Regions from separate parts of the Homo sapiens genome. Here all the other regions are linked to region 1. Evidence: chromatin loops called from intact Hi-C (ENCODE). Cell type or tissue: GM12878. All regions are shown on one strand. Links, peaks and the distances in the headings refer to the core of each region. The heading gives the core; the rest is flanking DNA.

Evidence for each region. Peaks named below come from ENCODE experiments on the same cell type or tissue, not always from the same donor. Only the 100,000 strongest peaks of a DNase experiment are listed, where the experiment ranks them.
Region 2: it touches region 1 in a loop (5-fold over the local background); 2 of 110 quality-filtered maps call a loop at or near these places.
Region 3: it touches region 1 in a loop (5-fold over the local background); 2 of 110 quality-filtered maps call a loop at or near these places.

Annotation. Positions count from the first base shown.
Region 1 is chr15:54,284,103-54,295,577 of GRCh38, reverse strand. It overlaps UNC13C (unc-13 homolog C), which reads right to left. Exons shown (of 33, transcript NM_001080534.3): 11 at 1,514-1,683. Among named protein-coding and RNA genes, the nearest start is that of UNC13C, 310 kb to the right of the region's middle. RefSeq lists an enhancer at 8,435-8,604. In GM12878, for the core only: no CTCF peak of the experiment used is centred there; a DNase peak (open chromatin) is centred at 5,647.
Region 2 is chr15:54,342,153-54,353,627 of GRCh38, reverse strand. The region is part of intron 17 of UNC13C (unc-13 homolog C); the gene reads right to left. Among named protein-coding and RNA genes, the nearest start is that of UNC13C, 370 kb to the right of the region's middle. In GM12878, for the core only: no CTCF peak of the experiment used is centred there; a DNase peak (open chromatin) is centred at 5,937.
Region 3 is chr15:54,078,175-54,089,649 of GRCh38, reverse strand. The region is part of intron 2 of UNC13C (unc-13 homolog C); the gene reads right to left. Among named protein-coding and RNA genes, the nearest start is that of UNC13C, 110 kb to the right of the region's middle. In GM12878, for the core only: a CTCF peak has its summit at 6,596 (motif pointing left); no DNase peak of the experiment used is centred there.

The DNA of each region.
Region 1 (11,475 bases), core at 1,144-9,143:
CTGGATTCGAGTGATCCTCCTGCCTCAGCCTCCAGAGTAGCTGGGACTACAGGCACATGGCACCATGCTTGGCTAATATTTTTTAAATTTTTGGTAGAGATGGGTCTCACTATGTTGTCCAGTCTGAACTCAAACTCCTGGCCTTAAGCAATCCTCCCTCCTCCACCTCCCAAAATGTTGGGATTACAGGTGTGAGCCACTGTGCCAGGTACTCATATATGTTTTGTTAAAAGAATACATTGGAGAAATTTCTGTTCTGAATTACAACTTTACTGCCTCGACCCAAGAATATGTTAACGTATTACAGAAAAGAAGTCCATATAAAGATAAACCTCTTTCATAAAGAAATAATTTGTGAATGTTCCACAGAGTTAATGGCCTGAAATTTACCCTCAGTTAGTAATTCTATTTTCATATACGAAGTCATTTAATAGTTAAAACAAGCTTTGGGGGGTGGCTCATTATAGCAGAGGTAAAAATTCTACTCCAATACATAAGAGTACAAATCTTCTTTAAGGAAGATTTCTTAAGATAGTTTTAATAATTAGTTCTTAGTTTAACTTGAATCATCTGTGTTCAGATAAATTAAATATCTCTTTCATTGAATTATTCTATAATCTAGAGTTTTGTGAATTCAATGTGACCTCCATTTGTCAATTATTTCATTACTAAAAGTATGCAGATTTTTTTAAAGTCAAAAGCACTTTTTAATTTGTTAACATATGTTGGTATCCTAAGTGGTAACTCTTTGTAACCCAAGGAATGTGTCAACTCTTTAATTCATATCCAGCCAGCCCTCAAAAGTTTAATTAAAACACTTTATAGGATATGATTAAGACATCTTCAGATCGTGCCTTTGCAGAAACTGAGGTGACCCATATATTTTACTACTATTAAATCACCACAGAAAATTCTATGTTATTATTTTATTCTAGTAAAAGTTAAATTAAAACTTACCTTATTTAATTTCTGGTTCCATAATAATTTTTTAAATCATTCCAATTAATCACCTTCTCAGTATCTTCATCAAGAGAGTCTGCATGAGTTCACATGTTTACTTGACTTTGTCAACTAAAGCCTACTGTTATACCGTCATTTGAAAGCAATTCAAAATACATTTTTCCTTCATTGCCAAAATTTCATTAATGGACAAGAAGGAAATAAGTCAAATAGCATTAAATAATAGGTTATTTGTTTCGCATGTATTTGGCAAGGGTTTGTGAAGCTGTATTTCATACATTAAAAATTAAGAATGCAATAACATTTTTCTCTAAAAGACATCTAGGTAGTTCTTGGAAAGGGATTTCTCCTTTCACCTCAAATTTACCAAAGTCTTTCAACAGTATTGAAAAAAGAATAGCCTTTTCTTGTCAATGAAATGAATCATCTAAAGTTCAACAGAATGTCCTGGAAAGGCATTGGTTATTTTTACTTATATGGGAATGTAATACATGCCACAGGTATTCAGGGGTTTTATTTAACTCGTTTTCAAGTAGATAAAAAAAAAAATCACCTAAGTTGTACCAGACATCCATTTCTCCACTCAAGGTCCTCACTTCTACAATTGTTTGTCCCAGAAAATCATCTGACTCCTTTTTGAAATGTTGCTTGACTCTGGATTTAATATCATCATCTTCATCCCATACTCTGACTTTGATTCGATCTGTGGAGTTATGACACTCACTGAAAATAAATGTGGATAAGTTAACAACAATTGAAAACTGCTCTAAATTCCATTTGATGTTAGTACTTTATTTTCTATCTATTCTAGAAAGGCATAATATACTACATAATAAATGAGATAACCCATTTCATCTATCCATGGGATGTTGCAGGCACATAATGCAACTATACTGAAGAAAAGCTAAATAATGTTAATAAGGGAAAATCAAATCCCATTCCATCCTATTTCCTTTAACTGATTTAGATATAATCAAATATGGGTAAGAAATCTTTGCTTGTGATATTTTCACTTATGCCATATTTCCTATTGACAATAGTTATCTTGATAAAAATATCCATGCTTGGAAAATTCTTCACCATAAAAATAAAGCTAATTTTATTGCAATGGGTGTTGAGAATGTGGACTTCACAGACTACAAAATGACAATAATAGTTTTCTGAAGGACTTGAAAAACTAAAAATCCCAGTAAGCACATAAGATATTATTAAATCAAGTAGAATTAGAGCAAAATCCTTCTGATTTAAAGAACAAACTGTGCATTCTAGTCCATCGTTAATTTCCAGGTTTTCTTCACCCTCTTTTGTTGAGGCAAGCTACTTAGTATTGCCTACACATATTATGGTCTTTTCTGACACTGTGGTTTTTGTATACACTCTTCCCTAGGCTTCTTTGCCTGTTAACCAATCAATCTTTAGGAATCTGCAAGTAAACTGATGTATATCACTTTTCCTGCAACTTATTGAACCATTTAGTTGCAATCAACTCTTTGCTTTCTGTGTATCCTGTACATGATTTCCTCTAGCACAGGTGCTTTATCTCAGGGTTCATGGATGAGTTCTGAGCATTCTTGAACTTGGATTAAAATACATATATTATATATGTATATACACACACACATATAAGGAGAATATACATATTATATATGCATTATCTATATAATCTATATAGATAGATATAGATATCTATCTCTATATATAATCTATATATTATCTATAATTAATATAGATATATGTATAAAACATATTTTATAATATATAGAGAGAGGAAGAGATCATCTTTATATTTTCAATTATGAATATAGGCAACAAACCACAGCAGCATTTTTGTCATCAATACAACCACAGATACTTACATATAACATTCTAAGTGTTATGAACCTTAAAATATTATTTGTACCTATCATTAAACTAAAACTGTGTTTCAATATAATTGATTTAATTCTATGAATTTTATTTTTATATGAAAAAGTACATTTTGAAAAGACATCTATGGTTTTCACTAGACTTCCCAACAGGTTCATGGTGCAAAAAGTATTTGAGAATTCCTGAGTATAATGTCTCTTTCATTAACTTATAAGGCAAAATAATACAGCACATACAAGAATAATATTTGAATCTGATGGGCCTATATACGAATTGTAGCACCACTGTTTCTACTTAACATAGGAGTTTTCAACACAGAGCATTTTACTAATTTCTGGGACATTTTTGGTTTTCACGAACATTCACGGACGTTACTGGCATTCAGTGGAATAGGCTAGAGATTTAGATACCCCACCATGTACAGGACAGTGTGCATGATTTAAAATGACCCATCAGGCATTAAGGAAATTTCTTAACTCATTGATGATTACCTTAGCTCAGGATGTAATTCTTTTAGGTAGAAACACCATGTCTTTTGCATGATTTACTAGACACTGAAATGTCCTGGAAAGGAACTAGCATGTCAATCACTAATCAAAGAAGGTTTTGTTGTTGCTGTTAAGAACTTCACCAAGGCTTCCTTTCCATTTTGAAAAATTACATCACCTGTGTCGAAACTACACAAAGTATTTGAACTATAATATTTGAACTGTAGTATTTATAGTATTTGTATCAGTGTGCATTTGAAATGGTCACATTCATCTTAATTCTATCAACAGTGAAAGCCAGTGTCTACTATGTATTCTAGGGTAGTTGTATCCAAGCCCTTACACGTTAAAATACATATTAGAATACTTTTAGTTCTCCTTCATTTTAAGTTGGAACATTATACTGATTTTTCAAATTACATCTATAGATAGGTTAAGTCATGCGTTACTTTGTTTCAGCATAAAATAGGTCATTATGAATTATTTTACATAAAAGTGATTCACTGGGTCTGACAGGGTTGAGAACTACTATGTCTACCTAACTTAACTTCTATAAATCTCAGTTACTTTATCTATAAATAACATGGGGTAATAACACTTGTCTTAGAAAATTCTTGTGGGAAATGGTAGATAATACCTTATAGCAGTTAGCACAGTGCCAGGCAATGTTTCATCCATATTAGCTATAAGACGCCATTATTCCACAAGTTCCACGTTCTTTTTGAAGTTAGAGCCTATGTTTAATATATCTATTATTGACAATTTCTGGCATGTATCTTTCAACAAATATTCACTAAAGTCTGTAAAGTTTCACCAAAATAAAATCCCTTTTACATTTGAAGAAAAAATAATTTTGTCATTCTTAGAAATATATTCATAAAAATATCTAAGTTTGAGCTATTTTATTAGTAAAATGAGGTAGAAATTGTGGGGAGAAAGGAAGAATTAATCCATGACATTGTGTCTGGAGCAGCTAACAAAGCTCACTATCAACCATGGAGAGCAGTTGGAATAGTAAGAGCACAGCTGTCTCCCATTGACTCAGAATTCCCAAGATAACTATGAACCCACACCTGAAATTATTGTAGCAAGCATATTTGGATGATAACACTTTTGGTAATTTACCCAAAATTTATATTAAAAGTGGCTAACATTCTAAGTTCTTTGCTATCAAAAAGAAGAAAAGTCTAAGTAGAAACAAAGACACAACTACTAGTTTATTTCATTCTTATCTTAGAAAAAGATAGAAGGCATTTTAGAGTAGCAAAAGATACAGTTATCATCTTAAACTTAACTCTCAATACATTGCAAATGCAGAAAGATGTCCCTTTTTGTCATTTTTTGATAAATAAATCATCAGAGTTTATGTAAGCCCTGGAAGACAGAGTTCTAATGCATTTTTTACCTGCAAATAGCAGGCACAATAAATAGCAAGCTCTAGATAATAAAGATTGGTAAACATTTCTAGAATCTATTCCTTCACAAGAAAAAATATCCATCTCATTTTGAGGCAAATTTTTTTGAGCTTCTAGTTTTTGCTATAAAAGCAAGGTAAAGGTGTATTAAGTGGTTAAATATGCATACAAATAGCAATCCATACAAAATAGTAGTAACTATATGGGTAAACATACACACATATGCATGTGTCTTTCTACATAATACATATACATGATATAGAAAAAGGAGGGAGAGACAATATTATCTTTCTTTCCAAATTTCTGTTCAAAATAAATGGGATACCAATAGATGAAGGACAACTATAAATGACCACTGATGTTCCTTGTATAAGTGTACTTGCAATTTGTCTTGGGAGTTTGAGTCTCTGTGCATTTCTGGTTGACTGTTTTTTTCATTTTTTTAATTAAATGAACTTTATTTTAGAATAATTTTAGATTTACAGAAGAGTTGCAACAATAGCACAGAGCATTTCTCTAGGCCCTGAACCCTAATTATTTCTTATTAACCTGTCACATTACTAATATTTGTCGCAACTAACATTGGTTCTACTTTTTCCCCGTAAAGACTGGCCAGCTCTTACATTTTTTCTCTTCCAAACAGCTTTTTTTGAGGAATATTAAGTTTGTCATTATGTTTCACATTTAAACTGTCAGAAACGTACAGTTTTACTTCACAGAGCAAAGGTAAGAGTGAGGCTGCTGTTTCAAATGTTGAAGATTACGTAAGGGTGTTGTGATGGGTTTGAAACTGGAGATTTCAGTTTATGATTCTGTGGTGGAGAAGCATATGTATGGATGCCCAGCCTCTCGAGCATTCTGCTTTCATTTTGACTAGATCCCTCCTTGTATTGCTCATCTTCTGAAGACTGAAGTTAGATAACTCACACTCCTGGATTCCTTTGTAGCTATGTTCCAGGTATTTACCCTGCATTCAAGCAAGGTGTAAACTCAAAGTGGTACAGTGTACAGTGCCCATATCATGGGAACTGCTTTTTTTTTCCCCCAACAGTGGATGCTATGTAGTACTGTGATACAGGGTTTCACAGTACTATTTAGTCCCGAGGGGCAAAAGTATTGATCGGTGTTTTCCCCAAAGAAATGTCACCACATAATTTGACCCAGTTCCCACACAGTAGCTTCAGAAGCTAGTACTTTAACCTCTACAGTCATTCTTGAGTGACCTAGTAGTCTACAAATAATCTCTCAGCCTAAACTAACCAAAGTGGACTGTGTTGTTTGCAACTAAGAATACTCACTAACATAATAATTTTTAAAGCATGAAGGGAGTGGCAAGTAACAGAGTCTAAAAACATAGAACTGACTCTGTGGAGGAGATGCTGGCACAGAGAGTGAAGATTTAATCACCTCGGGCTAGAAAGCCGATACATTTTGATACGCAATTGCAAAACAGCTGGTCAAATCTTGCTCACTATAAACTTTGACCACCATGCCACCTGAAGCTTTTTTATTAGTGGGAATGGTGGGAAATAAAATTCAGAATGTTGGCAAGTGATTATCAAATGTTTCCCCCTTTCAAGAATATACTACCATACACAGAGATACATTCAAACTGAATGTAGACAGTTTATAGGTAGAGATGCAAAGGAGAGCAGCCATGTTCAAAAGAGGGTCATGTGCTAGTGTCCTGCAATATAAATTGACTGAGAATATCATAATTTGGAACTCTGCAGGGTTGAGAAAAGCCAGCTGATTCTGAACACAAAAAGGTACCTGTACAAGCAGAGGCTTCTAAGTGCAACTTCAGAAATAGATAAAATTGTTGCCCTAGGGCTTTTCCAGCACCATCCTTTAAGAGGTCTTCGAGTCAAAATGAATGGTAGCTTAGTGGCAAAAACCAAATTAAAGGTGTTGCATTCTCACCCTGGCATATTATTTTTCAGGAACTGAGGCTGCAGCCATTAGGTTAAGGGAGATGAATTGATCAGAACAGAGGAGCCAAGAGATAAGAGACAAAATTGTCCAGGCTTACGTGGTTACTTGCTCATAAAATTGTCTTAGAGCCCGTCTCCTGGAAGCCTAGTAAATTCTCCAGGAAACAGTACTGCCCAAAAGTCATATATACATGCTGAGAAGCTAAAGAGGTTGTTGGTGGCAGACGCTATAAGTACACTCATACAACAACCTTTCAAACCACTCCTCTCCTTCCCTTTTTTAGTTTTATGCAATTTCCCAACCTCCCCTGCAACTAGAGATGGACTTTAGCCAATGTGTCTCACATTTGGCTGGCTACAGCTGTGCTTAAAGTAATTCCTGGGTCCCTGCACTCACAGCAATTAAAAGAAAAAAAAAAAGACTCCAAGTAGAGCATCTCCCCAGCTAGGAAGACCACATGCCTGGATTTCCTGGGATGGTCCTCATTTATGGATATTGCAGATAATGGAATGACTTTTCATTCTTTTGGAGCCCTTTTTAATTTACTTTCACCTTTCACAGTACTCACCCTTGAGTGTAGGCACTGATAAAATGAGCAAAGAAGGTTTACCCATATGTAGACTCAAACTAGTAGAGGGAAACTGATAAACGAAATTCATCTAGAAAGTAGCAGGTCATACAAGATTGACTAACCCAGAAACTACTTCTGTTGCTAGGACCAGGAAGTCCTGAATATACCTGTCCAGCAGGACTCTATGGTTGCTACATACAAAGACTATGTATTTTCCATTTCCTGTCTTACTAAATCAGAAATTTTAAATTGCTGTCATCCTATTTTCTTTTCTCTCCACAATACATTGGGAGTGTTGGACAAAGATACATAGTGTTTAATTTGTGTCCCAGGATCTACAAAGAACCAAACCTGAAGCTTGTGAAGAGACTACAGAAAGATCCTGGACTTCAAGCTAAATGCAGTAACTGAATATAATTTTTAGATTACCTACATTGAAAGGAAGAGAATGAATTCACTTCATTTAAAGTAAACATACATGTAGAAAAGTCATATATACATGCTGAGAAGCTAAAGAGGTTGTTGGTGGCAGATGCTATAAGTACACTCATACAACAATCTTTCAAACCACTCCCCTCCTTCCCTTTTTTAGTTTTATGCAATTTCCCAACCTCTCCTGCAACTAGAGATGGACATTAGACAAAGTTCTTCCAAAGAGATATGAGCAATAGTATTCTGATGCTGTCTCCTCTTTTTTCTCCCTTTACTACCCTGAAACATGGATGTAGAACAGGCTTCACTAAAAATGTTAAAATAGGAAGATAAAATAAGCTTTGTTCTTTGAAGGGATAATTGAGTTACCATACTTATATCTGAACTTCTTGTTGAATGAAATAAATGAATGTCTTCTTTGATAAAGCTGTGGCTTAATGTGAGATTAATGCAATTCTGATTGGATCAAGTAGGAAAAGAATAAAAAACATAGTAAGTTCATTTTGTTTGATTATATCTGAAATAAATTTAAATAAGTTTAAGAACTCTTATTAGTTTTTATACTTGCTGTGTTCTATGGTATTCCTTAGCTATTTAAAATGTGTTTCACAAACCTTGACTTTTATGAAAATATACAGGTTTGCATTTTAGCTGGGAAATGGTAGGCTCTTGTAGTAAACAATTTGACAGCAAGAGAAATATCCTCACATACAAGAGGAAAAAAATCTATCATGTGTAATAGTGGGAGAATGCATAGTCTCACTAAACCATTTCTGAACTGAATAATTTTTTAACCAAGACCCCGGGTTTAGGGTTTACCAGTTTGTGAATTTGGCTTTTCTTTTATCAACAGAAATTAAGAATTTTTACTGCACAAACTTGATAAATAAAGTACTGCTAGAGCCAAGTTATTTGTTTTGCAGTTTTCCTTTAATTAAAAATAATTCTCTTCTTAAAGAGTGATTCATATTTCTAATTTTAAATGTTTTCATTGTTAAAGAGAGAGCTGGTTTTGTTTCCATGGGAATAAGGTCTTTTATTCCATTCAAAATTAAAGAAAAATATACTCCTTTTCTGGCCTCAGTATTATTGTATGTGTGTCTGTGTTTTGTTTTGATTTTAGTTTCTAATTTACAGGTGCTGTGCTCTGCAGAGCCAATCACTTATTTGGCCAATTTCCTTTTGGCAGTCATCAAAATGACTAATTTCCTTATAATTGCTTATTCCACCTTTGCAAATATTTTCAGATATAGAGTCTCCTAGATATGGTCTAAATAGATATTTCCTATCATTAAAGCAAAATTTTTTTGGCCAAGTTATCAGAGTTTAACCCATCATGAGATGGATCGCTCTACCTAGAGAAACGCTCATGGCTTTCATAGTCAGTAAAGCCTGATTGCCTGACTTCAATGGAAAAAAACAAATTCCTGCCCAAGTAACCATCTCGGAATACAACAGCATTGCTGAAGTAGTATAGTAGAAGAGAGCTGTTAAATATTGAAAACTGCACTTATAGTTGGGCTAGATCTAATGAAGCAACTAAAATATACTTCACACTGCAACTATACCAGAAAAATCTCAATAGTAAGTGCTGTCACCATTAGAAATCACGTTTGTTAAGAATATCTAAAATTTCTAGCTACATATTTTAATTGTAAAAAGATCCTGTAATATTTAAAATAGTATTGTACCAGCTTTTATTAAAAGATATACTGATAAAATAAATAATGGACCAGGCAGAGTGGCTCACGCCTGTAATCCTAGCACTTTGGGAGGCTGAAGTGGACAGATCACTTGAGGTCAGGAGTTCGAGACCAGCCTGGCCAAAATGGTGAAACCCTGTCTCTACTTAGAATACAAAACAAATTAGCCTGGCATGGTGGCAGACACCTGCAACTCCAGCTACTCAGGAGGCTAAGGCAGGAGAATCGCTTGAACTGGGGAGGCGGAGGTTGCATTGAACTGAGATAACACCACTGCACTCCAGCCTGGGTGACAGAACGAGACTCTGTCTTAAAAAAAATAAATAAATAAAATAAGTAACTACTGAATATACATGATTAATAAATATATACGTATATAAAAATATATATTCATTAAAATAAGCTATAAGCGTATATATCAAAATATCAAAATATAGGTGATAGAATTTGTGAAAAATGTTATTTTATTATTTATATTTTTTCTGTTACAATAAAAAATGTAGTTTCAAATATCTTCTAGTAATTATGAATGATCTCATTCTAGCTCGGCCTGGAAGGCAGGGCATCAGTTGAGAAAATCATCAGCAGAAACCTCCTGCCAGAGCCATCTCGAGGCAAAGCAGCCACGGCAGCCTTTCAAACAGTAATTAAATTCTCTAGTTACAGCTTAATTCCTTAAACTCTGACCCAGCAAATGGAAATACTATAAGACACTCAACTTTCACATTTCCTATTAGTGATTGATCATGAATTATGTAACCCACTTCTATTGCAATATCGGTATCTCACTTGTTATTGCATGAAGATCCCTAACACTATTATCTTCAAATTCTATTATAGTAGATGGACAAACTCTGACTTCAAAACCCAGTGTTGATGCAGAGAAACTTTTCTCACCTACATTTAACAGGAGCAATTTAGTTATTGGAGTATTGGAGTTTAAAAAAAAAAAGAGTCCTCAACACTTTAAATTCTCTCATAGTTTTTCTTTGTAGTATTAAGGCACTGTAAATCCATTTCAGAAGTCAATAACATAGGAAACAATGAAAATAAGAACAAGAAAGGAATTATATTATTAGCATGACTTTTGGAAAAGGAAAAGAGGAGTTCATGCACTGGCTTTTAAGGGTTGACTGAAGAAAGCACTTATGTTTTAACAGATCATAGAAACAAAGGGCAAAATATGACCTTATAAACTACATTAATTTCCCTGAACCACCTTCTAGAACCCACAATTAGATTATAAATCTTTCAAAGTCTTGTATTATATGTTTATATCTAATAATTTCTCCGCAGATAAAGTTGCAGAATAAACTTGTTTTAACAGCTGTTTTGATGACTAATAAATAACATTAAAACAGTTGAATAATAACAGTAAGTGAATACTAAGTTTTTAAAATACTATCAAAATTATAATGTAAAATATAATTATTAAAATAATAAACATAAAAAATTGTTTAGGAAAATACCCCGTGTTCATTTTGCTACGAAAAGAGAGACCACTTAAGAAGAGAGATATCAGCGAACAGGCAGATCAGATTATTCTCTCAAGAAATTAGAAGTGTGTGTGTGTGTGTGTGCACAAGTGTGCACATGTGCTCGTGGTGATTTCTATTCACCATTTCTTTGGTTCACCTTGTATTTTCCCAGCTCAAACCCTGTATTCATGTTTTTCCTCATTAAGGATGTCTTTTCCCTACTCCTCTGGTGAACACTTACCTGTCTTTCAAAACCCACATAAAGATTCATCCCTGTGTGAAAGTGTCCTGGGAGTTTTTTGTTTGTTCCAAGCTCTAGTGCCTGCAGCAAGTAGGTATTCAAAATCGTTTGCATAATAAATAAGAGAAACATCACAGGTAGGAGTAATTATACTCTCTTTTTAATTCCTCATTAGATATTACAAATATACTTGTTTGAATTAGTGGCATAATTATTGTAGCAGAAATTAAACTATTTGTTTGAAGAAACAAGATCCACTTTGGATGTATGTTTGATATTTATTTGATATTTTAATAAGGAAATTATCTTCCCAAATCTGACTTTTATTTAAGTGGCGATATGTGTTCTTTCTAAAAATTTACCCGTCCATAGAACAAAGAGCTAAA
Region 2 (11,475 bases), core at 1,192-9,191, 58 kb before region 1:
ATGATTGACCATTGGTTTAGGCACAGTACAGATGAAAGAGCTAAGATAGTTTTAGCAGAAGCCCAACGAAAGTGATTCTACCGTACCTCTTCGCTGCGATGAAAAATACAACTGTCTATAGAATTCTAGGTACTACTACACTGGGATTTTAAATGAAAGTAAGATAATGTTTTGTTTTGTTTTATTGATTGATTGATTGATTGTGACATTTCCCTGGTCTTTGTAGGGACACATCTCCAGAATTACCACCTCCAGCAGAGTCTGTCTGGATGTATTTCTAACAGAAACCATATTATTTTAAATTCTACTCTTCCCTACATCCCAGATTAGGATGGGTTTTTCTTTTAATACTGCATTATATTTTCCCTGCCTGCCTGGCATCTGACACTATTTCAGTTATTGGTCTAATAATTTTTTTAATGTCTACCTCTCTGGCTAGAGTCCCATGAGGATACTGACTGTGTTTGTCTTGTTCACTGAAATTTCTCTTATTCTTAGTGTTTGGTACACAACAAGAAGTCAACAAATTTTATTTATTGTATATATGTGAATAAATGAATTACATTTAAATCCTTTTTCCTGTATGAGACAGAAAGCTCAAAACTAATCTTCCTGCATAATTTTGAATGCTTCCTCTTGGCCATTTTCACCATTGCCAAAGAAGAACGTCTCAAAGATAGAATTTTTCAATAGATAAAATTGTAAAAATCAATAAAACAGGATACATAAACTGCATTTTCAATAAGATATTTTAAGGAATGGTAACAAAATTGAACACCTCTATAGAGAGCCATATAGCATATTTAAGGAAAATAAAACGCATCATGGAAATAAAGAAAGGGACCAATTCATTTCCTGGTGAGATTCCATTATCCATTAACTTGTTCTGGAGAGAGCAAGGGGAAATTGGATTACTGGATTATTACAATCTAGTCTGTCTTTGCTAGCCATCTATCAGAGATTATATATAGACACCACTTATGAGTGATAGCAAAAATACATATATATTCTAGAATTTAGCATAATTAATTGCTGTATTTTTGTTTTATGCCTTCTGTTTGACACTGTTCTGACGAATCAGGAACTTTAGAAGAAACATGCTACAAAATATGAGACTTTTAATAAAAGAGACTATGTCTAATCAGCACATTAGATACCATTTCATTAATGCAACACCATTTTATTCACATGATTTTGTTGCTGGTGATGAATTAAACAATTATGACCAATAATATTCTTCAGAGAGGATAACCTGACTCACTCTCTCTCTCTCTATATATATATATACATTTATATAATTATATTTATATAAAATATATATTAATTATATAAATATAATTATATAAATGTATATATGTGTTATATATTTGTATAATCACAATATATAAACAAAATCAAAACTATGAGAATAACTACATCAGTATTTCCTGGAAGGCTGAAAATAGCAATTAAAAATGCATTAAACTTAACCATATAGAGAGAATTTTAGATGGATTAGAGTTCCTGACCTCTTGCTTTAAAATTTCATATTTAACTTTCACCCCAAGATTTCAATGAAATCACTGAGTAAATGATATTTTAACTTTAATTCTATCTCTGTATATTTCTCTCTTTTAATTACTTATGTTTCTACACTACTTTCTAATTCACTAGATGCTTCCCTAAGTGTAAACACCTCCTGATTTTAGAATCAGAGTTCTACTACCTCTGAAGTAGAGACAAAAGATATTGCATTATTTTAGAGATGAGAAAACAGTGGCTACTGAGTGATTTGTTAATTTGTTATAATTAGTTGAGTTGTAAAACTAAAATTAAAATTAAAATCTTATGGTTTTGATTCACATGTATTATAAATAAAAATGGCAACTATTATATCCACTATTTATGGAATGCCTAGTATATGTGAAGCGTTAGGTTGGATATAAAAAATGCATTGGTGAGCAAGAGAGATAAAATTCCTACACTGGAGGGTTTTATAATATACTCCACCATACTGCCTCCGTGTTGATCTTAATTGCTGTATTGTTTTACCAAGGATTCAGTAATACAAGTAACATCTACCATTTTCTTCTCTTTAAAAGGAATTATATAAAGAACTGTGTAACTTCTGGGAAGCTGGGGAAGAGGAGCGCAAGCCTTGGGAAATAATACAGACTATTAGGCAAAAACAGTTCTTAAACAGATTTTTTACATACTGTAGTTCTTTTCACAGTTTAATTTTCAGTGCAAGTTTTTCTCTAGATACTTACTAAAAAGAAAAACTAAAAAGTAAATAGAATATCAGAATCCATAGTGACAAAGTTCTATTTAATGGAATAGTTGCTTAATGTCACGTATCATTCTACTAACTTGTTAAAAAATACAGATTCCTGCGCACTTCACTGGATATCCTGTATTTTCTGAAGTAGCCAAGAACCCTTTAGCAGCAGGAAATTTGGGAAATACTAGAGTCAAACAATTGTAAAAAAAAATTATGTTTCCAATTTATTATGTTTACTGGACTTTTCAGGAGCTTGGAGTAATTTGACTTACTAAAATGTCCCATCCCAATCAACAACTATATTTTAAAACTAACAGATTCAAGACTCATCAATTTCCTGGGTAACTATTATACAAAGTCACAATGTGAAAAATAGAAAAATTTTAAGTGAAATAACTCAAACTATAGTCTTCAGTGAAATATTATATGTTCCAAACAACTTACTTGATAGTATTATAATATAAAGAAGCACATTGTAGATGAATTCATTTTTTCCTATCACCATTTGTGAAGGAAAACCATCTTTAAAGAATGAAAGTTTCTGAAGAAGGAACACATTAAAATAAAAATCACATGACACAATATTGATTATACCTCTTGACTCCACTACAGCAGTTTTATGGCTATAACACGACACAATTTCAGAGGTCGCCATTTCAATTTCGTGTATGGCCACGTGGGGCAGAAAGAGTCAACATTAAATCTGAGTTTTATACTTGTTAGATGCTAAATTCATATCAATTGAAAAGTTATACAAAGTTTAGGTAATTGACTCCAGAGATACCACAAATATAGCATATTTTACTGCAGACCTTTAGACTTACTCTTTTTTTCTTTGAGTTGGAGGAGAGGTTAGAACCTTGTTTAAGAATTTAGATCATGCAAGTTTCCTGTCTGCCTGCCGATTCATTCCATCCGTCATCCTTATCTTTCTATTTCTTTCTAATTACCATTCTACAATTTCATGTCCTTTTGACTTACATAAGACCACATACTGAGTTTGGTGTTTGCCTATTTTTTTCAGTCTTGTAAAATGTTTATTATTGTTTTGTGTATTTATCTAAATTTTAGAAAAATAGGCCAGGCGTGGGGTCTCACGCCTGTAATCCCAGCACTTTGGGAGGCCGAGGCAGGCGGATCACGAGGTCAGGAGATCAAGACCATCCTGGCTAACACGGTGAAACCCCGTCAGTACTAAAAATACAAAAATTAGCCGGGAGTGGTGTCGGGCGCCTGTAGTCCCAGTTACTTGGGAGGCTGAGACAGGAGACTGGCGTGAAGCCAGGAGGCGGAGCTTGCAGTGAGCCCAGTTCGTGCCACTGCACTCACTCCAGCCTGGGCGACACAGTGAGACTCCGTCTCAAAAAAAAAAAAGGAAAATATTATTGTGCTAATATACAACATTATGTTTCTTCCCTTGTTTTCCACTTATCACTGTTTTTACTTTTTATCCATGTTACTATGTAGACATCTAACCCATTTTCCTAAGTGCCCCACAATATTCCATGATATGTACCCACTACATTTTATGGATCTATTTTTCTGTGAAAGATACCTGGGTTGCCTCCATCTCCTCAGTCTCACAAACAATGCTATATTGAATATCCTAGTAAACATGCCCTTGGTGAACTTTGTGAAAATATGTACCCAGAGTTAGATTACTGGCTCCCGGCTTACTTGCCAACTGAAAGTGCATGAAGGTTCCAATGTCCCATATCACCATTAAATTTATAATTGATCTTTTTTTGGTATTGTTGAACCATTTTTGCATTCATGAGATGAAATTACTTGACCAAGTCATGTTCTTTAATATTTAATATTTTACTTAGACTTTTCTCATCAATGTTTATTAACAACGTGAGGTTATAATTTTTTTCATGTATTGTCATAATTCAGTTTTAGAATCAAAATTTCACTAGTTTTACTAATACAACATACTATGTATGTTATTGATATTTTCAGAATTTATTATGGTTTCATTTTTTACTTTATTTACCTTGTTATGAAAATTAAAGCATATAGTGATAGAAGCATAACTGGCTAGTCATTTTTCAGGCTCTGAATTTTCATATATTTTTCTTCTTTAAAATACATAAGACATGGCAATATACTACTCATTTTGAACAATTTCTTGTTACAAGTAAAATTTTATATACTAGTCATGAAGCTGGCATTTAAAAAGAAATTTTCTTTTCATAACATTTATTCTATACATTTTATATAATATCAAATGATATTTTATATATTTATAAAATATAAATATTTTATAAATTATAATTTGATATATTTGTATATATCAAATTATAAACATATTAACTCTAAGTTATGCTTATATTTACTCAGATTTAGAACTAAGACAAGGAGCACATAAGGTGGTAAAAAACACCTATCTTTCAGAATAAACATCATTCCCTAACTAATGCCAATGATTACATAAGAAAGTACATTGCTGGAAAAATATCTAAGAAAAGTCAGGGACATATTATAGCCAGTTTTGTAATGATTACTATTTAAATCATGTTTCAAATTAAGAGTTACAGAATTGGATATTTTTCTACATGTACATTTCAGGGCACATTTTAACTTTTCTTTCATTGCTGAATTATTTAGAAATTGGCTAGAGCAAAACCAAAAGAAAGGGAAAAAGACAAATTGCTAAATCAACTTTTTGGGTTAAAATAACTGAGAAAGATACATCCACAAAACAAGCATGGACGTTCTGAAATTTTCCACATTTAAATTCAGGTAAGTTGCCCCTTTAGACTATTCTACGGTGATATTTTCTCTCTCAAAGAATTTTCAGAGGATAACGTGGCCAAAATTGTGGTATACATATCACATTCCGTCTAATACAAAGAGATGTTTTTTGATAGAATTTTCATTTAGTAAGCATTAATTGATCTCTGCACAGTGTTATATGCTACAAATTCAATATTAAGATAAATAGAGTTTCTGTTTTCACTAAACTCAATGTTACCATGGGTATCAGACAAAAGGTATTTTAATGCATGTGAAAAGTAAAGGGTGCTTCTGTCCACATGGTACAAGATGGCTCAAAATCAGGTCCACATTCTGTCTAGCGGAAGGGAAAAAGTAGAGGAAAGGAGGATATTCCCTTCTCCTTTAAGAGACCATACCGAATTTTTTACACACCTACTACAAAGATATTCATTGCAGCCTTATCTGTAATTGTGAAAAATCGGAATTGATGTGTAAATTGCTGTACATGCTGTAGGCAGTTGTAAAAATCAACAAACTGTACATACATGAATCAGCATAGATAGCTCTCAAAAATTAATATTGAGCTTTAAAAATTATAGAAGAATCATTACATTTAGACAATCTGGTTCTAGAATTAGTATATACAACAATAATACTGTATTACCTATTTCTAAAATGTATTATATCACAGGTTGATAGAGATAAAGACTGTATCACAAATAATAGATATATGTAATAAATGTACACAAAGATGAAACTATGTTCATCAAAGCTAATAAGAAATTCATAACAGAGATTTCCTTTGAGATAAGAAGTGAGAGAATTTGACTTGGGAGGGAAACAAAGAGACTAAGCATATATGTGCATGTGTGTGTGTATGTATCCAAAAGTCAATAAAGAGAGAAATATGTTTCTACTGATTTTACATACAACTCCCACTTGTAGGTAGCACATTTTCCTCTGCATTCATCTATCTGTATCACTCATGCTGCCTTATAGCAAAACACAGTCATTTGGAGAAATGATTTTCAAAAGAAATCATCACATGAATGTCAAGAACTTTCGTTTGTTCCTGTTTTTAGTTACAAACCTTCTAATCAGATTCAAAATAAGATTTTAAAAAGTCCCTAAGTGTGCTTCAGAACTAAAAGTGTACATGTGTTTTAGTTAAGGCATATCTTAATACAATTTTCTTAGGTAGTCATTCAATAAACAACTTAAAATTTACCAAAATATATAAATTTAAAATAGCAGAATCTTAGGCAGAAAGGTTTTATTGGTTTTTGACATCTTCTTGTGGATGATCTCTGTGTAAACAAGTTTTGATCTCAGGGTAGGTGTGGAGGGAGACTGTAAAATCAGTTAATAAAGGTTTTCATTGTTCAACAGAAAAGTTCTTTCGCTGAGTGGTTTCCACGGAACTGAGTTAATGCTGACATTAGCTCAGCATAATTCTTTTAAAACACATTTAAAAAGAAAGTCTTATCTATCCTCCTCATTCCACAATTAGGGGGTCTCTTTATGTAGATTTTATTAAAATGGATGTGTTCATGCTAGCAATAATCACTATTAATATTATCCAGCTAATTCATCCTGCTCTTGTTCCAGGTTCCTAAAATAACCTTCGGATTACAGGTTTTATTTTCACATAGATGTTCACCTGGGAGAGTATAAACTAAAACACTTTCAATCTGTTTGAAATTTTATTTTTTATTTTAAAGAAACTATCGTTTGTTCTCTGATATGTCCTAAGAGCCTACACCAGTGCCTGGCATATAATAGGGCTGATTAGGTATCTGCTGGATAGATATCTATCCAGTTTATAGATTGATCTTTTGTGTACCTCTCTGTGAGTCCAGTGACCTCTGTCTACACTGACACATTGGAGTTCCTAAGCTAAACTGAAGTGCAGATGCGGAGCCTGGCAATTCAGCCAAGGAAAATACCACCTACCGAGTGCAGAGCCAGCCTCCGGAGACCACACTTCTATCTTGTTCTAACTGCAGCTGTCTCTACTTTTCTATCAAATCGATTTTCCTTTCTTATTCTAAGCATTTTATTTTTATATGGTTCTTCAAAATCCCTCTGGAGGGAGAAAGTATGATTCCACATTTAAATAATCAGACTGTACTGTGTCTAATAGTGCTGGAATTCTTAATTTCTTGTTTCAGGCAAGGCATCATATTATCTGGAGAAGATTCAAAGAAAACAGAAGTAGCATGAATATGATGAAGAAACCAGACATGAAGAGGCTAAATAGCTTAACAAAGTCCACAATGCTGAAAAGTAGAGCTGTAATTTGAACTCAGGGGTTTTAATATCAGAGATTATGTTCCTTACCATAGGTTTTAATGTAGAGTCACTGAAGGATACTACAAATAAGTAACTAAGGCACTGCCTTTTTCTTTAAATGTTATTTTTATTAGATAATTACTTCGTTTATCAACCCTACTCAGAGTCAGGTATACCACCAGGCACTGGGAATACAAAGATGAAACTCACGGTTTAGCCGGGAAGACAGGTCTAACTGATATCACATGATGCACCTGATAAATTCACCGTGATAAGTGCAGTGGTGGTGACATGTCAGGGTATTATGAGAATAGAGAACCGAAACACCAAATCCAGCTAGAAGAGGTATAAAGGCTTTCTGAAGAAAAAGTTAGCTGAGCTGCGGTTAGCTGTTTGGAGGGAAGTTTGGAGAAGGGATGCCCGCTCCAGGCAGGTAAATATAAGGCAGGCAAAGTCACCATGGAGTTTAATGTACTGAATCATGGAATGCAATGTGGAGATGATGTTGAAGTCAGGAGTGATAATCAAGGCTTAGACCTTAGAGGCACTGTGGATAATGGGAGAGTCTGGACTTCATCCTCTGAGTAAATGGGGAGCTGGTCCAGAGTTATAAATAGGATAGTCACGTAAACATGGATATATTTTAAATATATAGTGGGGTGGCAGGTTGGAAAAGTAACTGAAGTTCTATTAGTCAAAATAAGCCAGATTGTGCTATGGTAACAAATAAATATCCAAATATCCGTGAGTTAATGCAATAAAAGGTTATTTCTTAAACACCCAAAGTCCGAGGCTGACTAGGCAGCCCTTCACCACCTGGTAGCTATGCCATCTGCAATATGTATCCTTCCAGGTTATTGCACTGCAGGTGACAAGATGTTTTTATGGGTTGGGACTAGAAGTGGCCTTCATTTACTTTTCCCATATCTCTTCATCTGGGATCCTGCCACATGACCCAGAGTAAGTGCAAGAGGCTTTAGGCAAGCACTGAGAGTCTACCACAGAATAGGGCACTTCATTCAATCTTGTTTATAATAGGTGAAATATACCTATAATTTCTTACTGTATTACTGGAGAAAAATCAGTTTATTTATGTATTCAGTTCATTAAACAAATGCTTTTGTGAACACCTACTCGGCACTGTCCTAAGTTCTGTCTCTGTCATAAAAAGCAGGGGTAAAGCATTGCTCACATTACTTCCCTGCACATCAACTCTTCATTGGCTCTCCAGTCACATGGTGACATGTGCAAGGGGACAGCATTAGAGTAAGAGGGGTGAGAAGCGTAACATAGGCCAGATCATGTGGAGTTTTGTAGGACTTTGAATTTAACTTAAATGAAGGGCCTTAAAACATTCTATGCAGAAGAGTGATATAATCTGACTTCCTTTTTTAAAAAATAATTCTGGCTGCTCTGTTGAGAACAGACATAAGATGATGGGGTAGACACATTGAGCTCTCTTAGGAAGTTATGTAGTAATCCAAGTGAACAATGATTATGGTTTTGAGCCAGGGTAGAAGCATGGATCTGGTGAAAAGTGGTCTGATTCTGGATATATTTTGAAATGAAGGTATTTAATTTTGAACTAAATAATTAGAATTTGAAGACAGGTGAGACGTATGCTATAAGACAAAAAGGTCTTAACTTGAGCTCTTAGGAGCATGGAGTTGCAGCCAACTGAGGGGAGATAAGCCTTAATCATATGAAGTATTCCTAGATGGCTTCAAAAGGGCTCGAGAGAGCATTAACCCCCTAAATAATTCAGCTCCAATGGATGCTTCCTTTAGAATTTCAAATAATAACAATGTTGATGAAAAAGTATTTTTCCAAGATTTAAAGCTTAGCCCCAAGCATTCCCTACATTGACAAAATTTCGCATAAAATCTAAGATCTATCTACCTAAAAATAAAACCAGTAAGAAAATTATATAATTATCTTTTCTGAAAGCCAAGTCATAAAATATTAAGCTATATTAGATTATTTTGATGTGACATAATTCATTTACTTTTTGTTAGGGGCACGTTTGCTTTATGGGAACTACCTACGAAGCTCTCTTACAGAAATAAACTGTTCGTTTATCATTGTTGTTGTTATTATTTATGTATTAGAAAGACATCAAGTAAGGTATGCCACTTCACTTTGGCAGCTTAATTAATCCACTGAGTATTAATTAGTAGATGAGGAAATGATAAAGATTCTCTCTTTGACCAAACTTTGATCAAACTCTTCTGAGCTCTCTTTTTAACCAGGCCCCAACTTTCGAACTTCCATGTTAGTTTCTGCATTGTCCAATTTAGCAAGAATCTTCTCAGTTTAGCCAGAATTTTTCATTTTTGATATATGATCACACTTTGGTATCTGATCAGGTTTCCTTCCTCTACAATGCTTCTGGTGATATTTGATCACCCTGGTCTGCCTTCAGCAAGAATCCCATCAGATCTGTTAGCCAGGACCCCCCCTTACCCCAAATGTTAACTCTTAGTAATTTCTATCCAGTAAGCCCCTCCCCTTAACTCAGCTCCTTGGCTATAAATTCCCACTTTTCCTTGTGGTATTCATAGTTGAGCCCAATTTCTCTTTTCTACTATAAAATCCTATTGGGGTAGCCTTCCTGTGTAACTATTGTAATAGTACTCTTTGAATAGTCTGCCTTACCATTCTTTAATGGGTGTAATGAATAATTTTTTCTTTGACAAAGATCATATTTGAGCTGGATTTTGATGAAAGCAGGGAAGGAGGGAGAATTTCTTCAGGCATATAGAACAGGATGCATAAATGCAAGGATGTGAAAAAGGATGGCTGATTCATGGAAATTATAAAATTTAGGGCTCATGAGAGCAGAGCAGTTTGGTTCAGGAGTGTGAGGAGTAGGAAACTGAACCTGGTAAAGTCTGGTAAGATTGATTATAAAGTTATGCATGGGGCCAGGCGCGGTGGCTCACGCCTGTAATCGCAGCACTTTGGGAGGCTGAGGCAGGTGGATCCCCTGAGGTCAGGAGTTCGAGCCCAGCCTGGCTAACGTGGTGAAACCCTGTCTCTACTAAAAATACAAAATAAGCCAGGCGTGGTGGTGGGCCTCTGTAATCCCAGCTACTCAGGAGGCTGAGGCAGGAGAATCACTTGAACCCAAGAGGCGGAGTTTGCAGTGAGCCGAGATTGCGCCACTGCGCTCCAGTCTGGGTGACAGAGCAAAACTCTGTCAAAAAAAAAAAAAAAGTTATGCATGGGTAATTACATGGTACAATAAAAAGTTTCAATCTTAGCCTTTAGGTAAAATAAAGATAATGATGTTGAAAAATGTAAAAGAATTGAAAGAGCCCTATGGGAGGAAGATGGAAAGTAGAGATTAGACAAAGAAAAGTCATTAGAAAACTACTCATGGGAAAGTACAAGTGAGCACCAATTTAGCTCCTAGAAATCCTGGAGGACCAAGTTTTAAAACTAAGCATATCTAACAGAGTTGATAAGCTAAAGTTATGAACAAGTATGTGGTTATATATTGTTTTGCTTATGCAATGCCAAACTCAGCTTAATTTGTTTTCTTATAAAGCAAAACAAAAAAAACAAAAACAAAAACAAAAAACAGTGACCCCAGAAATATACTATATGAAACCTAGCTAAAAATCCAGTTTGGAAGAGTCTTACTTGCCTTCATCTAACATTGCTTTCTAGAATTTGCCTCTCCCAAGTAAACAGAATGTTTCATGGATAATTACACAATTTTTAATATCTAGTGGACCAAGTGCACTCTTCCTGAAAGGACAGGTGATAGACACATTTTTTTTTTTTAAATAGAGATAGGGTCTTGCTGTGTCACCAAGGCTGGAATGCAGTGGAGCAATCATAGATCACTCTAACTTCCAATTCCTGGACTCACTCTAACCACCTTAACCTCCTAAGTAGGTGTGACTATAGACACATACCACCATACACAGCTAATTAAAAAAAAAATTGTAGAGATAGGGTCTTGCTATGTTGCCCAGGTTGCCCAAGCTAGACTACATTTGTAAAATCCAATTTTATAGAAGTAATAGCTATATATGTCATAGTATGCATTAGAAAACTTCAATATAACAAAAAGATGTGTCATCAAGAGGGAAATAATCTATGAAATCCATATAACCAAAAAAGGATTAGTATCCACAATATTTTTAGATTTTTCTATAAATTAATAAGTAACAGACAAGAAAACCAAGAGAAAC
Region 3 (11,475 bases), core at 2,198-10,197, 210 kb after region 1:
CAATAACCATAAGTGCTTTCACTGGATTAATTGAAAATTTAGGAAATAGAAAATAACATGGGAAGGCCATATTTTTCTCCTCCACTCAGCACTCTCTACCCCAGTGAACACACATGCACATACGATGACAGACACATACTCACAGGTTTTCTCCTCTAACCTTGAAGAGGATACAGCCTGAATACTGCTCTTATCTGAAATCTACACACGAGTAATTGAAATTTTGCTTCTCTGGCCATTCTGTTCCATCTCAAGCGCAAACCCAGGAAACCCCGATTAAGTCTCCCAAGTCCTCCTCATTAAGCTAAAAGAAGTAATGGTAATTGTAGACACATTCTTCCAAATAATGAATTGCTGACTACAGAGAGCTTTCTTTGTTCTAGGCACTGCACTAGTACTAGGCATACCTTGCTTTTAGTTTTCATGAGAGTCAAGCAAGGAAGATACCATTAACTCCATGTTACACACACAGGGAAGATAACCTGGCAGGTTCCTGAACCACATGGAAAAGAATTTGGACTATCAAAGCAGGAGCATGCAGGAGGCATGAAAGAGGCAGAGGGGTAAGCACAGGAGAAGGGTGGAAAAGGGACGCTAAGAATGTTCAGGGCATGAGCCTGTGGTATGTGACAGGACTATGACATTGCCAAGGCCAGCATCAAGTTTCTGGAACTTCATGTGGATGTTCCCCCCCGCCAAGTTATCTGACCCCAAAGCCAGGTAGGGACCAATCCAAGATTTCTTCTGTTTCAATAGTGTAAAATTAGGTTTTCCTCCTCCTCAAATTCTACATCCTGCATCACTGGAAGAAAGAACAGTAAACTATGCAAGAAAAGGCAGAAAATGTTTAAATCCCCATTTATTACTTCCAAAGTGAACGCTGCATCAAACTGTACATCACATTGTCTCCACTGTCTATAGACTTAGAAATGAAACAGACAGAGAGCACTCATGTTCTTCTTCACCTGCAATCCTAACTCCCACACCAAATTTACCCTCAGGGGAACAGTGTAGAGAAAGGAAGTAACATGCTCTGATCAGAGCTACAGTCCAGAAGTAGATAAACCTGTCTGTAATCAACCTCTGATTTCAAAAGTACCAACAACAATAACAATAATGACTTGGTGAAAAACAATGAAATGTCCTATGGATCAGCAGAACCGCCATCCGATGTAAAGCATCTCTTGTCTGGAAGTGCATCTATAATCACATTGTCACCGATGTGGATTAAAAACATTTCTCTCCCTTCATGGTCCAAATAGCATGTCCCCTCTCTGCCCAACTTTTCCTAAGAGGCCAAGACTGACTTGCCTCAAACTGGAAGAGGATACACAAGGATGTCGGGGGAGTGATCCATGGGGCCTGAATCCTGACAAATTACGGCCATGAAAGGAGATGAACTGGCTGATTGGATGAGGGGGTAAAAAAAAAAAAAAAAAAAAAAAAAAGGAAAAGGAAGCCCATGGCTGCTTCTACATTTTTGCCAATGTATTAGGAAAAAAGAGGGACTATTCAGTTGATACAAAAAATATAGGAGGCAATTTTAATAGGAATTTTAAGGCATTTTAAAATCAAGATATATATATATATAATATTCAGGATTTGTAGGCTATATAGGTGTTACTTGTAGGCATTTCAATAAGAACAGACAAATGTAAGTAAAATTACATTCTTTCCATTTTGGTCTACATGTTGACTAGTTTTGTTCTAAACAATAGCAAAAGTTGCCTTAAAGTGCCTTTTCTCCCAATATCCAAGTTAACCAGAATTGGTTAGAAGTGGAAATTATTGATAATTTCCTCAATCAGGAAAGTCTCTGGCACAGACAAAAACTTTGGTAACTGTTGAAAATGAGCTTGAAGAACATAATACAGAAAGCTATATTTAATCCAGCTTCGTAGTTACAAGAGCTAATCAGTAACAATCCTCTTTTGCATCATAGACAAGGCTCTGCCTAAAGCAACTGTTCTCTAGGCCCCTCTCAGTGGTAACTGGAGTAGTTTTGGCATAGGAGATCTACCTGTGGTAGTCACCCACATCACACTAATTTAAGCCTGTAATATGCCCATCTGTGGACATGAGGGAATCTTTGGCAATGCATATGCTAATTAGCAGATGCTGATTACTGAGAAAATTGAAATAAAAATAATCACATCATAATAAAGATAGAAGTGGGTAAAGATGAGTGAAATATACAGGGTTCCACATTTGAACCTCATGCAGAAAAGAACTTTCTCAGTAGTTAGGTTTTGCAAAAATGCAGAGCTGTCCTGTCAGATAATGGGCTCCCTGATGCCAGTAGTGTTTAAGTACAGGCTAGAAATCCATCTGCCACTGATATGATAGAAAGTATACCTGTACTGATGATGAACTAGTGATTTCCAAGGGCTCTCTAAATTTTAAGACTCTTTGATTTATTTTTTTTAAAAAAACTGCACTCTACTTTCTAGAGTGGAAATTATTTGAAAATAATGCTTCAAGTGAAAACAATAAGAAAAATACATCACAGGAGGTGAATGACACATCTAAATCATGTATGTTCAATGTCCAGTGCTAGAAGACAGGAAAATAGTGCTTCCAGTAACTGACAAGTACTGAGGTGGAAAATAAGCAAAAGGCCAGGTGCAGTGGCTCACGTCTGTAATCCCAGCACTTTGGGAGGCTGAGGTGGGTGGATCATGAGGTCAGGAGTTCAAGACCAGCCTGACCAAGATGGTGAAACCCCGTCTCTACTAAAAATACAAAAAATTAGCTGGGTCAGTGGCAGGTGCCCGTAATCCCAGCTTCTCTGGAGGCTGAGGCAGGAGAATCCATTGAACTTGGAGGGCGGAGGCTGCAGTGAGCTGAGATCTCGCCACTGCACTCCAGCCTGGGCGACTGTGAGAGTCCATCTCAAAAAAAAAAAAAAAAAAGAAAGAAAATAAGCAACACATAGTACATGTGAAATAAATGGTAATGTTACAAACAAATAAGACAATTTCCATGGTAGCACATTGCTGCATTTCAACAGATTTATAATTCCTGTTTTTCGCCATTTCACTCTCCCTCTTTTGAACTTTCATCTTAAGATTACAAAACAAACACAAATGAGAAGGGATTTATGTTCTTCCTTTGTTAAAGGAGTATCAAACCTGCCTACTTTCTAAGCCTTCTGATGAACATTTTATTTTGAGAGACTGAGCAGCCTCAATTTTATCATTTTGCTGAAAAATTTTTGGTTATGCCATGTGACTCTTAAGGAGATAAGGAACATAATTTCTGAGATCTTAGAAATAAATCCCTTTTGCAAAGGAAAAAAAACTTTTTTGAATGTCCTATAGTATTCCCATATCTTTCTCCACTCCGAGTCTCTTAAAACTGGAATGCAAAATATAGGAGTGGCTACACGGAAATAGAGAATAGAAGTGTGTGCATTAGAGGCTGAGAAGTATAGGGAGGAGGAGAGACTGGTTAACAGACACACTGTTACAGCTAGATAGACCAAATGTGTCTGATGTTCTGCAGCACTATAAGGTGAATATGGTTAACTAACTTATTGTATATCCTCAAAAAGCTAAAAGAGAGGATTGTGAGTGTTTACAACACAAAGACATGCTATGTTTGAGGTGATAAATACCCAGATGATCCAAATTTGATCATTCCACATGTACACATGTATTGAAATATCACTCTGTATCACATAAATATGTATATTACATGTCAACTAAAATAAAAGGAGGGGCCAAACATGTCTCCAGGGTGCTCCAACAATCGTTTCATAATTGTTTGTTTTTTTAAACATTTTTAAATACGCAGACAGAAAAGTGCATTGCACAAAATAAAATACAGAGCTTAAAATTGATCACACCCCCACAAATGTCATGAAGCATCAGCCAGCACCCCGACCCTTGTCTTGTGCCTAGTTTTCTTTTATTGTGTGGTAAGATTTTTTAAAAGGCACTTTGGGAGGCCAAGGCAAGAGGATCACTTGAGGGCAGGGATTTGAGAACAGCCTGGGTGACAAAGGAGACCCTATCTCTATAAATAATAAATAAATAAATAAAATTTTATTGGAAAAAAGTATAAATACTTCGAGGCAAAGGTTGGTGTATCTTCTTCAAGAGAAGATATTTATTTGTTTCTACTAGGCTTCTGGGCACTGACAATACAGAGTCTCCTTTATGCAAATTCAATGACTGAGATGACTGAAAGCTATAGCTTCTTAGAAGTCTGGCCTGGAGCAAATTCTGAGGAACCCCAAACTAAAAGGTTGAGTATAGGGATTACTTGGGATCCTTCTTTGTAAGACTCTGGACTCTAATGTTTTGTATCTTTTGCTTTAAGGGCCTGTCAAAAGTGCAACTAAACTTCCGGCTGACACTTCTAGAATCGGTAAATGTACCAGGAGAAAGTAGCCCTAAATTTTGAGCATATCTTTGTATATTTTTGTCTCCTCTAGGATCTTAGCCCTATAACTCTCTACTAGCTTCTTAGTTCTCTGATATCTGTAAATTATTTACCTAGATTTTCTAATCTCCCTCCATAAGGAGGGTTATTCCAAATTACTCTTCTACCAATACTGTTAGCAGAAGTCATAATTAACATTCAGAAGTCTTCTTATCATAATAATTTGGACAAATTGAACCATTTATTCTATAAAAATAAATTTTTATACATTATCTAAAATAAGGATGTACCTGCCACATATCAAAACTACTTATAAATAATCATAATACACTATTATTGAAACACACCACTACTTTTGAATGCAAAATAAAGATCATTTTTCTTAATTCTTGCAATTGTGATCTTGAGGCTGAGGGGCCCTGATTCATAGTGACAAAAAAGAGTGACCAAATGGCATTAGGATCTCATCTATATGAGAAGAGAGTATTTCTTCTGACAGAGAAGATAATTTTTTTCAAGTCACTCAACTAGCAGTAATATTTGTGGATCCCTTAGCATATGACCTGAATATTCTGCATGTTTTTATGTATACTTTCTTATTGAATATTTATAATATACAACTAAAGTAAATATTAATAGCTCTCATTTACTAACGAGAAAACTAAAGCTCAAAGAAGTGAAATGACCCATTAAAGGATACATACCAAAAAATGGCAATGGCCATAAAGGGGACACATTCAGACCCAGGACCCCTGACTTTTGAAAATTACGTGGAAAATAATTCAAACACAAGGCTGGGAATTTATAAAGCCAGAAATAAGTGAAATTTATTTAAGAAGGAAACAAGGTAGATATGTCTTCACGACCATTATTTCTGAGTTATAAAGACAACTCATATACTCACAAAACACAACTGCAAAAAATGAACTTTGCTAGAATCCAACCCACCCACTCCGTTATACACGAGGAACTTAAATCCAACTGACCAATAGAAAGAGAGTAGAAAGAGTACAGAACTGAAGAAAAAAGGGGACGTGGATCACAGTTACTGTGAATGGACGGGCTCTCAAGAGAAAACTGAGGGAAGAGAGCCAGGACAGCTGGGGTGCAGAAAAGGAAAGTAGCAAGAGTCTGGCTGAGACCGACCCCAGAGCAACGTGGAGCCCCGAAGAAAGGGTAGTGGGAGTCCTCTCTGCTCCCCTCACCTCTGTGGCAATCTGCTGCCTGCCAAACTGTTGGGAAGACCCCCTGCACTCACAGCCCTGGACAACACTGTCCGTGGCGATTTGGAAACTTCATGAGGACAGAGGACCAGGTAGCGAGTTCGCGCAGAGGTTCCCCCATCCCACTCAGACCCAAACTGAGATGGTGAGTACCATACTGGTTATGTACCTATCATTGGCCACTGTCCTGCCTGGGAAATCTCTGCCCCCAAGACGATGCACCAGCAGATCCCCAGCAAACATACCTTATAATCCCCTCAGACTTTCACAAGCACAGCAATCAAGTCCCTGGGGAGCTGTGGGGTCCCTAGAGATCTAACCCTTGGTGTAGGCTGCCCCAAGGGAGGAGGGAGTGCAGCCCATCAAAGCTCTTTTTGGGACAAAGGAAATGAAGGCGCATCACCAATCTCTGGAAGGGGCAGCACCCAGCAGCTGGGAAGAGGGATAGAGAGGGCGTTATTTCCCGACCCCCACCCCATCTACTATTGTGGATACAGCAGAGGTTCTCCCCACTGGGGGCTGACACATGTACACTTGGAGAAAGTGCTTTTTCTTGGCGCAGAAAGTGAGCCTGTGCTGCTTGGACTTGCATGAAGGTTGGGGCCCAACTCCCTCTCCCTACACAGAGCAGCAGCACCCTGACAACGGAGGCCAGACAAGCCATACAGTTGTCTGCTCCAGACTGAGGGAAGAGGCTGTGCCCTGAGTCCAGTTTGGTGGTCGCTGCCAGAGGGCCATAGCCACATCCAAAGGTCCACAGCCACACTGCAGCTGGGAGCCAAAGAACAAAGTCTAAATGAACTGGAGGTTTTGAGCCCTGCAACAGGGCCATGATAGGGAAGGGAATCGTGTTCCTGGCTGCTCAGGACAAGGCTTCACTCCCACTCCCTACCCCAGGGACCTAGAACACCCCAACACAGTCTCTCCCCATCAGGGTGGGCACTTCCCCCTGAGCTGAGAATGAGCCGGCTCTTACTCTTCATTGCCACCTACTGGAATGCAGCCTGAATTGCACCACCAAATTAAAAATCTTCCGGAGGGTCTTACTGCTAGTACACAAGATGTGCTCCCTGAGACCTCCACACCCGGAGCACAGCAGGAGATGGTGTATGGGCTCATATGTCCAATATATCCCTACAACAAGCAGCATCTTAGAAAGCTATCACACAGAACCTATCCACAACCAAGGAACCCATTCAGAGCCTTGGCCCCCACAAAAGCACCCAGAAACAAAACCGGATGATTATACACAACATATACCATAGTCATACCCTCAAGGGAAAAGATAAAAAATTAAAAACAGTCCCATCAAAATGATAGAAAACTCAAAAATAAGAAGCGACGGTTCCTTAAGATGAGTAGAAATCAAGAGGAGAACTCCAGCAGTACAAAAAGACAGTGTTTTGACAACTCCAAAAGATTACATTAGCTCTCTGGCAATGGATCCCAACCAGAGTCAAAAGTCTAAAATGACAGATAAAGAATTTAAAGTATAGATTGCAAGGAAACTCAATGAGATCCAAGAGAAAGTTGAAATGAACACAAAGCAACCCAGTCAGACAAAATTTAAAAAAAATTAATGAACAAAGCACATAAGAAACATGGGGCTATGTAAAGCAACCAAATCTATGACTAATCGGCATTATGATAGAGAAGAAGAAAAAGTAGGCAACTTGGAAAACATATTTGAAAGAATAGTTCAGGAAAATTGCCCTAATATTGCTAGAGCTCAAGACCCAGATACAAGAAATTCAGAGAACACCTGCGAGATACTATACAAGATGACCATCACCAAGATATATGATCATCAGGCTATCCAAGGTCAATGCTAATGAAAACAACTTGAAGGCATAGAGTAAAGGGCAAAATTACCTATAAAGGAAATCCCATTAGGCTAACAGCGGTCTTCTAAACCAGAAGAAATTAGGGGCCTACTTTTAGCCTTCTTAAAGGAAAATAAATGACATTCATGCATTTTATATCCTGACAAACTAAACTCCATAAGTGAAAAAGAAATAAAACTTTTCCCAGGCAAGCAAATGCTAAGGGAATTCATAACCACCAGACCAGCCCTATAAGAAATGATCAAAGGATTTCTAAACATGGAAATGAAAGGATGATACTTGCTACCGTAAAAGGACAGGTAAGTACAAAGTTCACAGATCCCATAAAGCAGCTACACAATTGTACAAAGCAACTAGCTAACAATGCTAGGAGAGGAACAAAACCTCACATATCAATATTAACCTTGAAAGTAAGTAGCTTAAATGCTCTATTTAAAAGACATAGAGTGGAAAATTGGATTAAAAAACAATACTCAACCTGCTGTTGCCTTCAAGAGTCCCATATTATGTGTAATGATACCCACAGACTCAAAGTAAAGAGATGAAGAAAGATCTCTCATGCAAATGGAAAGCGAAGGAAAAAAAAAAGCAGGGATTGCTATTCTTGTATCTGATGAAACATACTTTAAAACAACAGTAAAAATAAATAAAAGAGTATTATATAATGATAAAGGATTCAATTCAACAAGAAAATTTAACTATCCTAAGTATATACAAACCCAGTATCAGAGTACCAAGATTCACAAACAAATACTACTGTATCTAAGAAAAGAGGCAGACAGCCATACAATAATAGTGAAGGGCTTCAACACTCCACTGACAGCACTAGAAAGATAATCAAAGCATAAGCTAATAAAGTAACTCAGGACTTAAATTGGACTCTTGTCCAAATGGACTTAATAGGCATCTACAGAACATTCAATTCAATACCAAAGAATATACATTTTATCATCTGTGCATGAAACAACCTCTAAAATGGTCATAAGGCAAATCTCACTAAGTTCTAAAATCAAAATCATATCAAGCATATTATCAGACCACAAAACAAAATTTAAAAATTAATACCAAGAGGAACTCTCAAAACCACACAAATATATGGAAACTAAACAACTTGCTCCTGAATGGCTTTTGAATAAGCAACTAAATTAAGGCAGAAGTTTTTAAAATTTTGAAACAAACAAAAATAGACACACAACATACCAAAACCAATGGAGATACAACAAAACAGTGTTAAGAGGAAATTTTATAGCGCTAAATGCCTACACCAAAAAGAAAGAAAGTTCTCAAATTAACAACCTAATGCTGCACCTAAAGGAACTAGAAAAACAAAAACTAACCAAATGCAAAGTTAGCAAAAGCAAAGAAACAACAAAGATTAAATGGAATTGTGACCCCAAAAAACAAACAAAGGATCAACAAAACAAAAAGTTGGTTATTTGAAAGGATAAACAAAACTGACATATCAATATCTAGATTAACCAAGAAAAAGAGAGAAGATTCAAATAAGCACAATCAGAATTGATAAAGGTGTCATCACACCCGACACCACAAAAATACAAAAGATCCATAAAGACTACTATGAACATTTCTATGTGTACAAAATAGAAACCAAGAGGAAATGGATAAATTCCTGGAAACATATGACTTCCCAAGATTAAAACAGTAAGAAATTGAAATCCTGAACAGACTAATAACAAGTTATAGAAATGAATCGGTAATAAAAAATCTACCAACTAAAAAAAACCCAAGATCAGATGGATTCATAGCCACATTCTACCAGATGTACAAAGAAGAGCTGATACCAATCTTTCGGAAATGTTTCCAAAAAACTGAGAAAGAGAGATTCCTCCTTAAATCATTCTGTGAAGCCAGTATCATCCTGATACCAAAATGTGACAATGACACAACAAAAATAGAAAACTATAGGTCAGTATCCTTGATGAACGTAGACCCCAAAATCTTCAACAAAATACTAGCAAATCAAATCAAGAAGCTTATCAAAAAGTCAGTTCATCACAATCAAGTGGATTTTATTCCATGGATGCAAGGATGATTCAACATATGTAAATCAATAAGTGTAATTCACTACATAAACAGAACTAAGAACAAAAACTATACGATCCTCTCAATCGATGCCAAAACAGAATTCAATAAAATCCAACATCACTTTATGATAAAAAAAAAAAAAAACCGCTCGACAAACCAGGCCTTGAAGGAAGTACCTCAAAATAATCAAAGCCATATATGACAAGCCCACACCTAACATTATACTGAATGGGGAAAAGTTGAAAGACTTCCTCCTAAAACCTGGAACGAGACAAGGATGTCTACTCTAACCATTTCTATTCAGCATAGTACCGGAAGTCCTAGCCAGAATAATTAAGCAAGAGAAAGAAAGAAAAAGCATCTAAATAGGAAAAGAGGAAATCAAATTATTTCTATTTACTGATGACATGATTCTATAACTAGAAAGCCTTAATGATTCTTTTAAAAGACTCCTAGACCTGATAAAGAACTTCAGCAGTTTTCAGGATACAAAATTAATGCACAAAAATCAATTGCATTTCATACACCAATAGTGCTCAAGCTGAGAACCAAATGAAAAACTCAATCCCATTTATAATAGCCACACACAAAAAAATAAAATACCCAGGAATACATCTAACCAAGAGGTAAAAGACCGTTACCAGAACCATAAAACAATGATGAAAGAAATCATAAGTGATACAAACAAGTGCAAAAACATCCCATGCTTATGAATAGGAAGAATTCACATCATTAAAATGACTATACTGTCCATAAAAAAAACTAAAAATTCAGTGAAATTCCTATGAAATTACCAACATCAATTTTCACAGGATTAGAAAAAAATGATTAAAATTAATATGGAACTAAAATATGCCAGAATAGCCAAAGTAATCCTACGCAAAAAAGAACAAAGCCAGAGGTATGACCTTACCTGACTTCAAACTATACTACAAAGCTATGGTAACCAAAGGAACATCGTACAAGTACAGAAATACACACATAGATCAATGGAACAGAATAGAGAACACAGAAATAAAGTCACACACCTATAACCAACTGATCTTCTACAAAGTCAACAAAAATAGACAAAGAGAGAGGAACACCGTATTCAATAAATAGTGCTGGGAAAACTGGCTAGACACATGCAGAAGACTAAAAATAGATCCCCATCTCTCGCCATATACAAAAATTAACTCAAGATGGGTGAAGGACTTAAATGTAAGACCTGAAACTATAAAAATTCTAGAATAAAATCTAGGAGAAACTCTTCTGGATATTGGCCTAGGCAAAAAATTTATAATTAAGACTTCAAAAGTAAATGCGACAGAAACAAAAATAGACAAATGGAACTTAAAGAGCTCCTGCACAGCAAAAGAAACAATTAACAGAGGAAGCAGCCTACAGAATAGGAGAAAGTATTTGCAAACTACACACTCAACAGAGGACTAACATCCAGAATTTATGAGAAACTTAAGGAAATCAGAAAGAAAAAACAACTCCATTAAAAGGTGGACAAAGGACATGAACAGACAATTCTCAAAAGAATCCATACAAGCAGCCAACAAACATATGAGAAAATGCTCGACATCACTAATCATCAGAGAAATGCAAATAAAAACTACAATGAAAACCCATCTCACACCAGTCATAATGGCTGTTATTTAAAAAAAAATTGTTGGCAAAGAGGCAGAGAAAGGGAACACTTATACACTATTGGCAGAAACGTAAATTAGCTCATCTTCTATGAACAAGAGTATAGAGATTTCTCAAATAACTAAAAGTGGAACTAAAATTCGATTAAACAATCCTAATGCTAGGTATCTACCTAAAGGAAAATAAATCATTCTATAAAAAAATATAGCCGGACTCTTATGGTTATTGCAGCACTACTCACAGTAGCAAAGTTATGGAATCAACCTACGTGTCCATCAATGGATGAATGGATAAGAAAATATGATATGTATACACACTATAGAATGCCACACAGCTATAAA